Regions from separate parts of the Mus musculus genome. Here regions 1 and 2 are each linked to region 3. Evidence: chromatin loops called from intact Hi-C (ENCODE). Cell type or tissue: heart. All regions are shown on one strand. Each heading gives the region's core, and the rest is flanking DNA. Links, peaks and the distances in the headings are about the cores only. Region 1 overlaps Trabd2b (TraB domain containing 2B). Region 2 overlaps Trabd2b (TraB domain containing 2B). Region 3 overlaps Trabd2b (TraB domain containing 2B).

Region 1 (5,393 bases), core at 1,223-3,722, 51 kb after region 3:
GGAGGAGAAGAGGCCAACACTGTGAACTGATGGGACTCTTACTAGGGCCCCACTTCTGGTGAGCCTCACCCTAAATCCACTAGGGGCAAGGTTTGGGAGGTGACGCTACACAGCAGAGAGGTCTTGATGGCAAGTTGAATAGCTGGCTGTGATGCGGCTGGCCTGAGAAAGAAGGGTGGACAGGACAAGGCCTATGGCTGACTATAAGCTGGAGGAGAGAGGCACAGGGTGAGCTTGGGGGTTGGTCAACTCTGTTTACCTTTGAGCCTATGTCCAGAAATACTGCTGACCTCTGATAGCAGTAGCCATGTCCCCAGTAATTGCAAATGGTCTAGCCAGATTTGAATCATAGTCCAGGCTCTATATGGAGTTCACAGAAAACCTGCCCTACTGTGCAGAAAGCCAGGGTCATGAGACTTGGACACTACCCTTGCACATCCTTCTATGTGAAGCTCTATCGGCAGCCAGAGGCCTCAACAGTCTTGAGGTCTGGAGATCTGGAAGCTTTAGGGCTTGTCACCCTGCTGAGGTCAGGAAGACTTCAGGGCAATCATAAAGTAGGAACTAAGCTTGTTAGTGGAGCTTCCCAGGTGAGAAGCTGACAGGGGGGTCTGACTGATGTCTCCAGAGGGCATGGTTTGCATAACAGAGAACAAATATAGCTCTGGCTGCAGTGGTGAGATTGATAAAGTAACCTTTGGCAGCCAGGATGGAACAGGGCCTGAGGCCCAGTGCCCCTTACCCACTAACTGTATACCTCCTCACTCCTCCATCCCCGTCCTCAGCAATGAGTGCTCCCTGATGCTACAGCTGCAGGCCACTGGCATTGTTAGTATTCATAATGGGAGGGCCACTCAGAAGTCCTCCCTGAGAAACCTGTGGTCCCTACCCCCCTGAGGGGCACAGTAGCCACAGATATGTTTTATTCAAATAGTATACAGTAAAATATTATTACTTAGAGTCAAGATAATTGATAGGAGTGCAGCAATCTCCTTCAACCATAAACCTGGGCTGACCCAGATGAACCAGACCACATAATCATACTTCAAGGCCCCTCTGTGAACCCTGCTTCCCTCCCTGCCCTCTCCCACTGCATATCCCGTAGTTCTTACAAGAATGGCTGACTCTTCCATGGGCCTAGGAGTCTCAGGGGAGACAGCAAAGGGTGCTGAGGTAGCCTCTAGCCTGACATGGGGCAGGACCTAGGGAGGCTCTCAGAGGGTATTTGCTGGGTAGATGGGTACAGGGAAATGGGTAGTTGAGTATAATCAACAGACCTGGGCACTTGGCTATCCCTAGCCACAGGTCAGGGGAGCCTACACTGAACCCCTCCCCCATAACTTCACCCCAGCCCTGCCTAGACCGTATCTTTGTCACCCCATCACACACCAATCTCTCTCGAACTCTAGGGACATTCCATGATCTATTGGAAATGTTATCATATGCCCTCCACTTAAACTTGTCATGGGAGATTTAAGGCCCCAGACAAGTCTAATGACATCATTAATTTGCTTCTCCCCCAGCCCTGGCCCAGACCCAGGCCCCATCCTTGGCATGGGGCCAAAGCCCATCATCATGAGACTCTAAGAGAGTGCTAGGCAGTGGCTGGGAAGCCCAGGGGAAGCTGAATATCCAGTCCTACTTCTTCATGGTTTTGAAGTTTCACTCTTTCTTGTTCTTATAAATAGCTCAAGTCTCCCTGGGGAATCCTTATGCAGATGCACTTTGTGGGCAGGAAGCAGAGCAGGAAGGAGGGGTACCTGCTCATAGATCCCATGATCCACAGAAGAAAGAAGGGGATCAGGTCCTCTTCCTTCACTTCTGTCTGATAGTTCTAATGACCATCTGTCATCTCTGTAGGCCACCTGTCCCTGATAACCCATAGCATCACATGAAGGTGACAATGCAGGATGCCATTACACATATATTGTGTGTGTATGTGATGCATATATATATATGGCTATATTCACAGTGCCTTACTGTGCTAGCATCTTTCAAAGCTGGTCTCATTGAATCCATGTAAAAGTCATGTATGTCACCCTGTTACCAATGAAGAATGTGGGACTCAGAGAGACCACATAACCTAGAGTGCACCAGGCAATGAAAGGTACAACCCAAGCTGCACTGGCTGTGTGACTGCAGGACCTGTGCTCATCAACACTCTTCCTCAACTGCCAATCATCCTGCTCATCCATCCACTTGTTCAGTGACTTAACAAACACTAACATGTAGTAAAGCTTGGCCTCCTATCCTCTCCCAAACCCCATAAATGGAGAAGAGCCTTTGAGAGGCGTGTTTCTGGAAATAGTCCTTCTAGTCATAGCCTCTCTGTTCTCCACCCTGACTCAAAAATCTTTAGCATCTCCTGGAACTACATCAAGTCAAGTGTGACCTATTTCATCAGAGCTGCCAGTCATCCCTTCCAGTGTGGAGGAGGATAAGAACTCCATTCCCTCATTTGTCTATCTGCCAAGCAAGCAGTCTCTGGGTGCCAGCTCTGTACTGGCCTAGGCATGAGCAGGGCTGCTGTGCACATTGTACACATTGTGCACTACTCAGGCTGAGACAATCACATCACTTCCTTCTCCATCCCAGAGCAGTGGGTCCGGCTCCTCTGACAAAGGAGCTGTAAGATGCAGATACTCTTACTATCCATTTCTCTCACTTGTTCTTGGCAGAGCAGAGGCAGATGTCCTGCCCTCCTCACAAACCCTCAGGGTTCAGGCTGTTGACTCCCCCATCTTTCTCAGAAAGGATGTTGATAACTCCTCTGTGGCTGTAAAAAAAAAAAAAAAAAAAAAAAACATGTGCTTGGGTTAAAAAGCCATAAAAATTGGCTTTCCTAGGGGACTAAGATCTCTAGGAAGTTGGTGTCGTTGGGTACAACCTCCCCTCATGTTTCAGTCCAGACTAGTATTTTATGGTTTGTACTTAGTTAGGTGACAATGAGGAATGTCCTATGAACAGGAGCTTGAAGGATGCTATGCATGGGGAATGGAGAGGAAAGACAGTGTGATTTCATTCACTGCCTTACTTTCCCCAGCAGCTCCATGCACATGTTGAAGGAGATGGTGCTAGAATGGCTGGACCTACCTTCCAGGCCAGAGAGATGAAACAATAAAAACACAACAACCCAGAAGGGGCAGTGCAATCTTACATTCACATTTGACCCCTGATAGGCATCTTTTATGTAGCAGGCCCTGGGGACTTGGAATGACCCGACTTTGTCCTTAAACTCAAGGATCCCTCTGCCTAGTTTAAGAGCACATCCACAGAGCTGTTGCCAGGCCTCAGGCTGTGTGGAAAGTGACACAGTAGGGAGAGAAAAGGACCCAGAACTGTAAAGATGGACAATCTCTAGGCAGCTTATCCCACAAGCATCAGTCTGGAAGGATCTGTGATCCTGGGATAGTTTTCAAGAAGTTTCTGAAAATTTGAAGACAGATGGGCAGACAGTGGCTCAGACATGGGAAAAGGTGAAAGTTCTGCCCTGCTCATCTCTGTAGAGCAAAGCGCTGAATAAGGCCACAGTAGTGACCCTCATCTCCTTTAATCCCTCCCATCAGTCCTTCCTACAAATGAGAGTCAGGGCTCAGCAAAGTGGAGTGGCTTGGTCACTATACGCTGTATCAGAACTGAATCCAAAGCTCAAGTCACCTTCACCCCAAGCCCTATGGCCTTCTCGACATAGCTGTCATTCTCACCCTCTTGTTGAATTGGGTTCCTTGTCCACGTAGTGCTGGATTCAGGGCTGAAGGAAGGACATAAGGAACCCAGCATAGTCCCAACACCCTGGGTCCCAACCTCCAGAGAAATACCAGGCAGACCTGGGTGTAGCTCCACTATACACTGGCTGTGACCACAGGTCTCAAGCTCTTTCTCTCTCAGGCTTGCTTCACATGTACAACGGTAGCAGTGCTCATCTTTGAGGGTATGAGGGTTGATGATAAACAGGAAACAGAGAGCATGCTCTAGGGCTTCAGAAAGGTAAGTCGACAGTCCTACCTGGGGTTTATCTGACATGTGCCCTGCCACATCAAGACCTAAAGGACCTGTCTTACCATTGCAGCTACCCAACTTCATCAACACCACCCTCCCACCTCATGAGCAGGTGACAGCCCAGGAAATCGACAGCTACTTCCGGCAGGAGCTCATCTACAAGAGGAATGAGCGCATGGGAAAGAGGGTCATGGCGCTGCTGCAGGAAAACCAGGACAAGATCTGCTTCTTTGCCTTCGGAGCAGGTTTGGCTCTGACCTCTACTTGTCAAGGGAAAAGCTGAGGCCCAGAAGAGGGTATGAAAGCCACATAGTACCCAGTAGCAGAGCTAGAACCCTAGTGCTTCCCCAGCTTCTGAATCACGTGTTCTCTCATAGCATCTCCCTTGGCAAGGGAAGCACCCCCTGCCCAGTACAGGTTAACTTTCTCAGGTCCTTCAAGTACCAGGTGGATATATGTGAGACCCAAACAATCTTTCCGTTCTCATCCAAGTCTGGACCCACTCAACCTAGAACCAGGGCTAATCAGAAGGGTCTGTGGCCTCATGAGTGAGGAAGGGAGACAGCCCACAGTTGTAACTCCAACTCCAACAGGGCCATATGTCATGTCACCTTAGCTGGTACTTTCTCAAAAGTTCAATTTTTCTCTTCTGTTAATGGGAAGGACAGCATCAACGATTTGATGAATGTAAAGTATCCAAGCTATAGTGTAGCTGTAAGGATGAGTGACATTTAAATAACCTTACATATGGTGGGGACCCAGAATGGCACTTGCAATCATCATTATCACTATCATCATCACAATTATAATGAACCATGGCAACATAGTGATGCTTAGCATGAGCTAAATGTTTCTGGGGATTTTTCTTCTCCTGCAAAGGGATCAGAAGATGTCTACACAGGGCTCCTTGGGGCCCTTAGTCTCTGTTCCTCTTTACCCTTCCTGCTTTTCTCTGGCTGTCTCCAATGGCTGCATTGGAGCCAGGATTGTATGCAAGTTCTGAGTTAGTCAATTTTGGATCTGTGATTTATAATAACTATTTACTTGCTGCCACTTAAATGTGTGGAATCCACCTGTGTTCTGTGAAAATTTTAAAATAACTTACAGCTGGGTGTGATGATGTACACCCATAGTCCAAACCCTCTGGACAAATAGGCAGGTAGATCTCTGAGGCCAGCCTGGCCTGACTAGTAAGTTCAAAGTCAGCCAGAGATATAGAGTAAGCCCTATCTCAGACAAACAAGATGGCAGCTTATAGATCAGTCCACTGCTCTGCCTCTCTTCCTATAGCCTTTACCTACACCCTTCAGGCCAAGCAGTCAGTCCAAACCACACGGGCCCCTGTGAATATTTAGACTCTGTAAACGGGGCTGTCCACAGTCTATCTCTGTGCC
Region 2 (5,393 bases), core at 1,565-4,064, 61 kb after region 3:
TGAAGGCTATTACGAATCCCACCCTAGACTAGCCTGGACAGACACAGCAGTCATTGCCTGTGTCTGTGGTCATCTGGCACCAGAGGGAAGAGGGCCATGGCTGATTCTTCTTGGCCTCCCACAGCCTAGCATGCATTAGATGCCTGCAAAAGTTCCAGGACACAGGCTGTTCCAAATAGGAGCCTCCCCAGAGCCTGGAGGCTGGGCACTGTCTGTGCAGCTACCCTCAAAAGTGCCTTGCTATGGACACACCTGAGCCATGGCTAGGCATAGACCCAGCTCTGCCTTTTATACCTGTGTGACATGGGCAAGTTGGACTATTGAGTAGCTGAAAGAGAAAATTAATCCAAACACGGCAGGCACATTCTGCCTGCAGGCAGTTTGTCACCCAGGGTGTTTGTGTCCACCTTTGCCACAGTGATGGCAAAGCAGAGTCAGTCTTTCATCCATCCCTGTTTCATTTTTTATTCCCGGCATCCCAGAAGCTTCCACACAGGAGCACAGAGCGAAGGCTACTAAAAGGAAAGGGGCTGTGGCTCCATCCCTGCATCACCAACTCCCGAGGATGTCCTTGTTTCCCGTGCCACACCTCAGGAAGCAGAGCACTTCTCCAACCCTGTCAGACAATTGCTAGGGAAAATGCTGTCTGGTCCCTTCTAGAGTCTGCCCTCTTACCATCCTGGGGCAGTCAGAATTCCACAGCTTGTCCCTCCTGCCCCAGTGCTCACAGTACCTTCCCCCTCCTCTTTCTCTTTATATTCAACTGCAGGACCAGTCGCTATTGGCATCTTCTCTTCCCTCTGTGACATTCCCTGGTGCTGTGCCTCCACAGCTACCCTCTCCATCCTTCCTACCTCCTCATTCCCTGATCCCTGTGCCCCTTCATCACTGTTCTGTGTGTACCTATCTCTCCCTTGGGTAGACACCACAGTGCGTCTCAGAACCTGGCATGAAGCTAGCTACTCAGACCATGTCAAGTCTGTCCCCAATGAACTGAGAAGGCTCAGCCTTTTGCTGTGTGACTGCAGAGCAGGAGAGGAAGCCCAGGTCAGCCAGGTCCCCTCCACACAGCTCTGGATAGACTAGAAGCCCTGGTGCCCCTCATTATCCACCCCTCCTGTCACACTTCCTAGGGAAAACAAACATGGCTCTGGTTTGATATCCGGCCGGAGGCCCTGGCAGTGAGATTCGCATTTGAAAGTTTCCCTTGCATTAATTTCAGACGGAACATAAATACGGACTTGGGATGCCTCTTCCAGGAGGGGAAAACTGGAAACCCGCATGCTCACTGGAGAGAAAACATGTGTGCTGGCCGAAGGCACCCGCGTTACTCTGGAGCCTGTGCGGGGGAAACATCTGGTCCTCTCCTCCTCCGCCACCCAGCCCCCACTGCAGTCTTGAAATTGCCCAGTTAATTGGCGCATTGTTCATGCTGAGCACTTGACACACTTTCTCTCCAATCTGCTGAACCTTGGAAGGTACACACATTTCTGACCATTCCCTGCCCCCAACCATGATCTTGGCATCTCTGCAGCTGCCAAGTACTTCAGAGTAGACGTGATGGAGCTTGCCATGAACTGGATCAGTTCTGGGGATGAGCCCCAAAAAGCCTTACCTCGTACCAGCATGTGACCTTGGGCAAGTCCTATTCCCCTTGCTGAGCCTCAGTTTCCTCATCTATAAAGTGGGAGCACCTTCAGTGGCTACTTGAGGATGAAATGGAACAGTGTGGTCTGGAAGCTTCTAAATGTATTAAGGTCACCACCAGGTGAAACCATACAGTGTGGGGGATGGGGAGGATGGAAGCCAGATGGTACAACTGCATTTGGGGAAGCTGAGTCACAAAGAGGGAAAGGAAACTACCCAAGGCCACAGGGTTCATGGATGGGCTGAGTATTGTGCCCAGGCTCTGCCATGCCCTACCTACCCATGCCAGAGGGTCAGGTGGGACTGGCAGACTATGCTCTCTGTCCTCCAAGCCTTGTACACTGGCACAGCCCATCATACACCCAGAAGAAAGGAACCTCTTCTCAACTCTGGAACACCCTACCACCCCTTTCCTGTTTGTATGTAGATGTCTGTAAGTGGCCCCTGGTTTGTCTTCAGGAGACAAGTCCAGCCTTGCCCCATGGTGTTGAAGCCTGAATGTTCCTGATGACCATCTAATGCTGTCCATCCTGGGACCATCTCTGCACTGCATCCTTTGCTGCCAACTCTGGTCCTCTCTCTCCTGGCTTCTTTCTTTTCCATTCTCTATGTGGGTTTCATCCAATCTCTGTCCTATCATATTCTTTCCCCCACCCCCATTCCCATCTGGCTATCTTTCCTCTTCCCTCTTCTCCCCCTGAAGTTGTTACCACATCTCTTACAGCTGGTCTCTGGCCTCTCTTCTCTGCCCTTTTCTTTTGCTTCCTAGGTCCTAAAGTTCTCTCCTCCCCACTCCCATTTTCCCCCTGTAATAGATAGTCCCTCTGCTTTTCTTCCTACTTCCCTCTTTGTGTCTCCTTAGCTCCCTGTGCCCCGCCCTCTCTTTCCTCTTCTGTTGTCCTCTCTGGACTCAGCAAATGAAATGGAACGTGTCTTCCTGCAGAGAGCTGGCCAGAGAACAGCTGGAAGCTAATGCTGGAGGGAGATGCTGAGTGGTGGCCAGGAGCCCCAGGGAGGATGGGCAAGCCAAGCAGGCTGAGCCCCAACATTGTGGGGCCCCTTTGGAAACCTTCCACCACCTTGCCTGCAGGTTCCAGCATGGGGGTGGTGCCTTGTTCAGAATTTCCAACTTTGGAGACAAGCCTAAGCACTGTCTGCCAACCCCTGGGGACAGCATATGCTGGACCCTGACTCTGGCCTGTATAGGGGCCAAGCTCCTAGGATTGGTGGGATCTTGAGGAGAGTCACCAAGGGCCAGGGCTGGGCTACAAGAATGGGGGAAACTTGGGTCTCCTGGGGACAGGGTGAGATCATGGAAAGGATGTGGAGTAAAAGGCTGTGTCACTCATTCATTCAACAAACATTTGTGGAGCCATGGTGGTGCGCCAGATTTGGGCTTAACTCTGGGGACAAAGATGAATCAGGCACGGCCCCACCCTCAGAAAGCTTATATCCCACCTCCACCCCCATCAGGTGGCTCTGTGAGAGCACTCACAGAGTTACTCAGATCAGGGCTGTGGGCAGGTCAGGTTAGCTGTAGTTGGAAGGGACAGAAGAGCACTGCAGTGTGGCTGCAGGTGGTGGTGGCTGGATGGTCCAGTATATTTGAGAGGAAACATTCAGGGTCTCTGTTGACTGGGGGAGGATGAAGGTCACGGTAGCTTGAGTAGCAATGTCCAGTAGAGGCACAGTAATAGCATGGAGGAGGGTAAGCAGGGTTAGTGAGCTCCGTGGGAGGGTTATGTGGAGATGTCCATGGGCCACTGAGTTAGTCATCACTACTGTGGGTAGCAGAGGTATGAGTAGAACAGAGAGGAAAGAGGCCAAGGGCAGGTTTCACAGCTCCTGTTTGGACTGGGAAAAAGAAAGCCCACTAAGGGTGTCACCAGATGAGTAAGGACACGATGACAAGGGCACAGACCAGTAGGAGGCTTGGGCACTAAGAAGCTCCAACTGTGGATCTCATGAGACCAAGCACCAGAAAGGGTAAATGTCAGGAACACTGGCTGGGATTCAGGATTACATCACTGAGTTCTGGGCACAGATGATATAGAAGGGTCGTTCCTAGAGTTGACAAGGAGCATAGAGGAGAAGTACCATTCTCCCAGGAGGAAGGATGAGAGGGGGAGAGAAGAGTGTGGCTCAGAGGAGGAGATGGTGGAAATTTGAGCTAGACCTGCTCGCTTTCTCTAAGTATCCCCAGACTAAGGAAAGCAATCCAATTCAGAAACCTTAAGATTGAGGGAGTGCCAGGGTTCTTAAGCAGACATGGGAGACACCCAGAGCTCACAACAAAGCAGCATCCCTTGAGGTCTACACCACAGAAACCACATAGAGTTATGCCAAGCCTGGGCCCTCTGACAATCCACAGTATAGCCTCGGACAGTCAGTGGGTGTCACCTGCTTCTCCTGGACATCATACAATTTGGAGTTTTCACTGATAGCTCTTGAAGACTTCTGGGCAGATGTGGGGACCTCAGTTGGACCATTGGAGCTTATCATTAAAGCCAGTTCTCCATATACAAAGAGGGGGACTTACCTCATTGTCCAGAGCAGGGGCCATTAGTACCTGGCAGAGTCCTTCCTCCTGAGCATTGAAGAGAGTACCCACTGCTCTCTTCCAGCTCAACAGAGCCAAATGAGGGTGATAACTCCTACCTATCCAGGGACAGTTTCAGCTCCCTTAATATAGCATCCTTGCCAAGGACTTTTACTCCCCCTGCCTCTCTAGGCTGAAGAGCTACAGGCTCATTTGACATTTGTGGGGAAAGACACCAGTGTCAGGAAAGCTAGGATCGTAGGCTGTCTTAGTTGGTTTCCATTTCTGTAGTAAAGCACTGTGACCAAAAGCAACCTAGGGGAAGAAAGGGTTTGTCTTACATTTCCGGGTAACAGTTCATTGCCCAGAAAGGGTAGGGCAGAAACTGGAGGCAGGAACTGAAGTAGAGACCATGGAAGAATGCTGCTTTCTGGCTTACTTGGTTTGCTTTCTTATCCAACCCACAGCCTCCTGCCCAAGGTTGATACCTCACACAGTGGGCTGAGCCCTGCTGTATTAATTATCAAAAATAAATTTTTAAAAGCCCCACAGACATGCCCACAGATCAATCTAATCTGATGAAGGCCATACTCCTTTGAAGTTCTCTCTTCTCAGGTGACTCTGGTCTGTGTGGAGTTGAAAGAATCGAGCCAGCACACAGGCTGAGGGAGAGACGAGGGGCTTGTTGTCAGCATGCCAGGTCAAAGTCAGAATCTGTGCGTCACAGTTCTCACCTGTGCGTCACAGTTCACTCCTGTGCGTCACAGTTCACTCCTGTGCGTCACAGTTCACTCCTGCGCTTCTGTCTCTCCTGCATAGAGACCCCTGCCTGCCTCGTTCCTCCTCCAGTTGCACACACTGCCCTCCACCTGGACCTCTCACCCCACCCCATTCCCATCCCCACCTAGTAGCACTGCCTCCTCCAGGAAGTCTTCCCTGTCACCACATTATTGTAGATGTCTCACACACCTGCACAACTTCCTGCGGTGTCCTATGCATTCGAGATAGTGCCCTGATCCTAAGAGCCAGAATCTGAGACAGAGGAGCCGCACTAGGACTGTCATCACCATCCAAGCATGGGCTATGCAATAGTCAGTGTTCACTAAACCAATGGCATTAGTGTATGAGAAGAGAGAGAGTCAAGGAGAAAAGAAAAAAGAGGAAATGAGGGGGGAGGAAAGGGAAAGGGGAGGGAAGAAAAGCAATG
Region 3 (5,393 bases), core at 1,777-4,276:
AACACAGATGCTACTGGAAGTGGAACCCAATGTGTACCTGCAAATATTGATCCTGCCCCTTGGCTGGCTCAGGCCACTGCTGGACAATGCTGGGGCCCGTTGATGGGTTTGGGCCCCAGGATGCAAGCTGAGGAATGTGGCTGTCCAGGAGCATGTGTTTGCTCATTCTCCCAAGCCTGACATTCCCCAGTGTGACCAGTCTCCAGTGAGTGGCCCTCTGCCCCAGCCACAACCAAGCCCCTGCTCAGGATATTTGCACAGCAGCTGCTTGGCTTAGCCAACATTCATTAAGGAAGTTTTTTTCTTTGTTATGCCCGTTTCTAGTCTTCCCTATGCTTTTTTCCTTTATCTCTGTCACCTCTGGCTGCTGTGGAAGCCATGGAAGTGAAATCTAATATCAAAGAGAATGTGAGGCTTGAGCAGGTCTTTCAATGAGGTGTTAGTCACCATCACTCATTTTAAAGGTGACCAGGTAAACACCAATGCAAAGTGCAGCTTTGGGGTAGGTATATGTGTAAATGCAACTGCATTCAATGTCCCAGGACAAGGTTGGGCAGACAACCTCACCAGAACACCACTATCATCCTAGGTCATCATCACACTAGAGATATAATAATAGTGCCTGCACCTCCTAGATGAAATCAAATAACTTATAATCAGTGCTGCAAGCATAACAGGAGTGACTAAGCACAGAGGACATTGGTGAAATCACAGTGGCTGTGTAAGTCCACCTGTGCTGCCAGAGAGCTGCAGTTCCCAGGGGTTCTGGCCAGACATGGCCAGAAGGGGTTGGCCCTGCTGAACTTCGGGAAAGGCCAGGATTCTTGGCGCTGTGTGGACACATGGGACCCGTGTTCAGCCTTCAGAACAGACTCACACCATTCAAAAGGAATCATGAAAATGAATCCTGCAGCAGATCAGGAAGTGGGAAGCCCGAAACGCAATTCCCTTCATGCTCCGTTAGATTACTTTGGCCTGGAATTCCTCCCCTTCAAGACACAAACAAAGGCCACCTTAGAGTCCGTTGAGTACAGTTCCTTGGGGCAGGATCCCCTCAGACCCTATGCAGAAGGAGCTCTGCTCTGAATCTCTCTCAACCTCATCTGTCCCCAGCCACTTTATGGATTCAGATGTCATTTCTGAGATACATCAAAGTTTCAAGGGTATTTGGATTAAGGGTTATCCTAAGGACAATTTCTATCTCCGTGTTCCCCCCCCCCCCCCCCCCAGCTATGAGGTGACCTGATAGTGTCCCCAGCACTTGTCTGTACTGTTTTGTGTCTTGTCACTTCTAAGACACTTGTCAGGGGCCACTATGTTAGTCACATTTTCTGAAAGCATAGATTATAGAACCAAATAGCCAAGGTTTAAGACTTGCCTCTGACACATAGTAGCTGAATGGTCCCAGCTTGACTTCTCTGGTCCTCTGCTTCCTTAATAGTTCTTATTTCCTAGGGCCAAGTGCAATTTTCTGGTGAGAGACATGTAGACAGGTGCCTTCAGGTCTGATGTAGTTTGTTTGTTTGTTTGTTTGTTTGTTTGGGTATCTGCAGGAACAAGTTCCAGGACACAAAAGCCCTCAATATAAAATGGCATAGTATTTGCATATAACCTACAGACATCTTCCTGAATACTTATATAATGCTTGTAGATTACCTAGAAGATATTATACCATTGTCATTGGAAACAATGGGTGCCACTTACCTAAGCAAATGCCAAAAGCCTCCAAATCTAGAACACTTGGCGTTATTTCATCTCAAGTACAAGTTCAGCCCAAGTGGTAAAGTGCTTACCTAGGCCCTATGTTCAATACTCAGTAGTAGGAAAAAACAAAACTCCAAATTTCTCAGTTACTTGCTGAGCTAAGTGTCAGAGCTTCCTCTACCTGGGTCTCTGCCCTCCCATGAGCACCTGCATCCACTCTGTCTCTACCCCTGAACCTCTAACCTCTGCAGGTTTGCATTTATTCCTGTGAGTCTCCTTAGGCCCCAGATGCCTATAAGGGGCTAGGTACCCATTTTGATCATTTATCTATTCATTGTATTTCAGAAGCTGACAGGATATTTCAGTATTCAAGAGCTAACGTGAGGGTGGGACCTGGGATGGGAAAAAGGAACAAGTGTACAAATGATAGAGGGCAGGAGAGACTTCCAGAAGTGGGGGAGGAAACTGAACTGAGACTCGGATGTATGTGGAGCAGAAGTATAAGGACTAAGACAGGAAAGAAATAGGCATGCTTGGGTGTCAGAAAGGATGGATCTGTGGTGGAATGCAGTCTTCCCCTGTTTTTTGGCTAGTAAGAAGATCACACTGGCTCCTCCTTCTTCTGTCTTCTGCACAGGGAAGCTGAGTTTTCCCCCACAATGTCCTCTGAAGAGCTGGCCTTGTCTGTCTGAGAACTCTCTTCCTCTCTTGAAAGAGCCTCAGCAATAAAGTCTTCTGGGGAAAGCTCAGTCTGCTCCATGCTAGACATGGCTCCAAGAATACGCCCCCAAACCTGTCCAACAGAGAGGTAGGGAACCAAGTGTCCACACTCTACTTTCTGTCCTGGGTGGTCCAGAGGGTAGCGGGCATTCCTCAGCCTGGATTGTTTAGGGTGGGGCTTGCAGGCCAGAGTACTTTTTTTTTTAAAAAAGTTAAAATAAATAAAATCAAATAAATTAAATTTAAAAATTACTGCATTGCAGGTAGAAGTCAACTAGGAGCATTTTAGAATGGGGCGGGGGAGGACTGTGTGACTGGGACAGCACATCCTGGGCCTTCATCTGAAACTATACACTAGTCCCCTTCTCCTACATGTGCACACTCCCGCTGTCTGTCTGTCTGTCTGTCTGTCTGTCTATCTGTCTGAGTATGCAGGCACTTGCAGATACACATGCAAAGAATCCTGCATTCTCAACACAGGCCTGATAGATACTTTGGCAAGTGAATATTTATTGAAACAATGACTAGACTCATAGACTTCTGCTCTTTCAAGGCTTAGAGGCCTCTTGAGGTCATTTTGGTCAACTTGCCATATCATATGACGTTGGAGTCTTTCCTCAGCTTCCAACAGTAGCTCAAATACCACCCTTGCTGATAAGCTTGGCAACATTAAATAGCCTACTCCCTCCTGAGGCAGCAGTAAGCATGAGAAAGTCCTCTATCAGCTGTCACTTATAGTTTCCAGATCTTTGTCCCTGGCTTGGCCAAGGAGAGCTGGGTTAGCTCCTTCAGGAAGTCTGAGACATCCTCTGTGGACCTGTGACCTGTAGAAGGATCCCCAAGAAGCCACACCTTCTATGCGGTATTCCATTAACACCATTCTCTGTAGTCTAGCCACTTCACAGCTGAGGGTGGGAAATAGATTTTCTTTCACATAAAGAAGTAGCTCAAAGACCCAAGGCAGGGGATTCAACCTGAGTAAATGCCATGGGTTTTGCAATTCTCCTGTGAGTCTGTGGGCCAGTGTTGGCCGGGTCAGCAACTTCTTCTGGAAGGAACAGGCCTGTGAAACCCTGAATTGAGCCAAATGGCCCATCAGGGGATTCTACTTTTGGCTGCAGGGGTTGAGCAAGAAGATTGTTGTACAAGGACTAGTGCTGACCACAGCTGTAACAAAGACACTAGGAGCCAAGCTTCCTTGGGGGCCAGCTTGGCCTGCCCTCCTCTGCTCCAGAGCTAACCATTCAGACCCTCCCAAGGCATGCCAGCAAAGACTCACAGTGTCTGCTGCCAAATGGAAATCTGCAGTGTGTAGCTGCTGTCTTCTCAAAATGCACACACTAGCTGTCGGAGATTTTGAGACGTGCTTTTCTCCGTGCTTTTCTCATGTGCTTTTCTCCGTGGTGGGGAAAGTCAGAACTGACAGGCAGAAGACACAAGTTCAAGTCTCATCTTGGCAGCTTTCATAAAGTAATATTTTATTCTGCTGGGACTGCTATACCAAAGAGCCGCAGACTGAATGGTGCCATCAATTGGAATTTAGTCCTTCATACTAGAAGTGGGCTCCAGGGTCCAGGTGCTGGCAAGGCTGGTTTCTCCTAAGGCCTCTCTCTCCTTGGACCACTGACAGCAGCTTTTTTGTTGTCTTATCACATTGTTGTCCTGCTGTACATACCTCTGGAGTCTATGTGTCCCCATCCCCTTTCATAAAGATGACAGTTGGGTTGGATTAGGACCCACATGAAGGGCCTCATATTATCATGGTCACCAGGAGATCATTCCACCTCCAAATACAATTGCACTCTGAAAAAAGACTGTCATAAACTAGGATGAGAGGGATACAGTGCAACCTGTAACATCCTCTTAACAGCTTTTGGTTCTCAAAACCAAATGCGGTCTACTTGTCTGGCCAGGGGAGACCCTTAGACATTCCCAGTGTCCTGATCAATCCTGATCTGATGCAAAGCTCCGCATCAGACTAGGCAGCACACATGATACTTGCCATAGGTTATATGACCTTTCAGAGGTAGAAGGATGAATAATTATATAACAAAATTGAGGAAGGTCATAGTGGTGTGTCCTAAGGGGAGAGAAAAGACAAACAGACCCTCCATTTTCCATGGTCAGTAAGAGCTAGGAATTTTAGGGCCATGGAGTTGGGACTTGGCAGCCATGATTCACCAGCACTGCTGCATAGAGGAGGATCTGAAGGCAACTAGGCAATTGTTGGAGTGAGGGTAAGATGACCGTGACCTGCTTTTCTCCTCTTCCAGATCACTACTCCAGGATTAATGGAATGCTTCTAGGCCCTCGCTGTCCTCATTGGTTACATGGACAAGGGAAAAAAAAAACTTAAGCTAGAAGAGCTCTGTGTGCTGATGACAGCTGTAACAGAGGTGGGAAGCTGGAGGTGTCTTCCGGGGTCAGGGCTGGGTCAATCATTCTCTGTTATGACTGTAGCTTTAAAATTCCAAATCGCCTGTGGGCCTATGACATGGTCCTTACACACATGATTTGTGTAGCATGAGTCCTAACCCTGGTTACACGTCAACTTGACGAGATGTGAGTGGAATAATTAAGAATACACCTAAAATCGAGGGCACCACTTTGTAGATCCCTCTATTCTTGGTGCTATATTTCTTATTAAGCCAAACTGCTGAACAGATCAGTCTATCTTATCAGAGCAAAGCTAGGTGGCCATTCCTCTCCTCCAACTGCATTTTGTGGTCTACAGGCAAGGGTCCAGGGCAGGAGTCCATCTTCTCCTCTTGGCAGCAGCAAAGATCACCAAGGGCAGCATAGCCACAGGAGATAATATCTCTCCAAAGCTCTGTCCCAAGCTTCAGGCACTCAGGTAGCCGGAATTTATGGCTTCAACCCCACCCCATGTCATTAATAAAGTAAAATTAGCCCTCTCTGGGTGAGGACATTTTTCACTGGAGTCTGAGAGCTGTAATGAGGAGCTATCA

What was found. Hi-C counts contacts between places; a loop is a spot of excess contacts. Peaks named below come from ENCODE experiments on the same cell type or tissue, not always from the same donor. Only the 100,000 strongest peaks of a DNase experiment are listed, where the experiment ranks them.
Region 1: it touches region 3 in a loop (2.1-fold over the local background); 2 of 42 quality-filtered maps call a loop at or near these places.
Region 2: a loop joins it to region 3, with 2.0 times the contacts of the local background. A loop is called at or near these places in 2 of 42 quality-filtered maps.

Annotation. Positions count from the first base shown.
Region 1 is chr4:114,582,389-114,587,781 of GRCm38, forward strand. It overlaps Trabd2b (TraB domain containing 2B), which reads left to right. Exons shown (of 7, transcript NM_001085549.1): 4 at 4,070-4,244. It overlaps Gm33655 (a long non-coding RNA gene), which reads right to left. Exons shown (of 4, transcript XR_003955095.1): 3 at 2,666-2,776. Among named protein-coding and RNA genes, the nearest start is that of Gm12829, 95 kb to the right of the region's middle. In heart, for the core only: no CTCF peak of the experiment used is centred there; a DNase peak (open chromatin) is centred at 2,477; H3K27me3 peaks cover 1,041 bases.
Region 2 is chr4:114,592,683-114,598,075 of GRCm38, forward strand. The region is part of intron 4 of Trabd2b (TraB domain containing 2B); the gene reads left to right. All of the region lies in intron 1 of Gm33655 (a long non-coding RNA gene), which reads right to left. Among named protein-coding and RNA genes, the nearest start is that of Gm12829, 85 kb to the right of the region's middle. In heart, for the core only: no CTCF peak of the experiment used is centred there; DNase peaks (open chromatin) are centred at 2,639 and 2,969; H3K27ac peaks cover 482 bases; H3K27me3 peaks cover 2,256 bases.
Region 3 is chr4:114,530,978-114,536,370 of GRCm38, forward strand. All of the region lies in intron 2 of Trabd2b (TraB domain containing 2B), which reads left to right. Among named protein-coding and RNA genes, the nearest start is that of Gm33710, 110 kb to the left of the region's middle. In heart, for the core only: a CTCF peak has its summit at 3,134; DNase peaks (open chromatin) are centred at 3,134 and 3,524.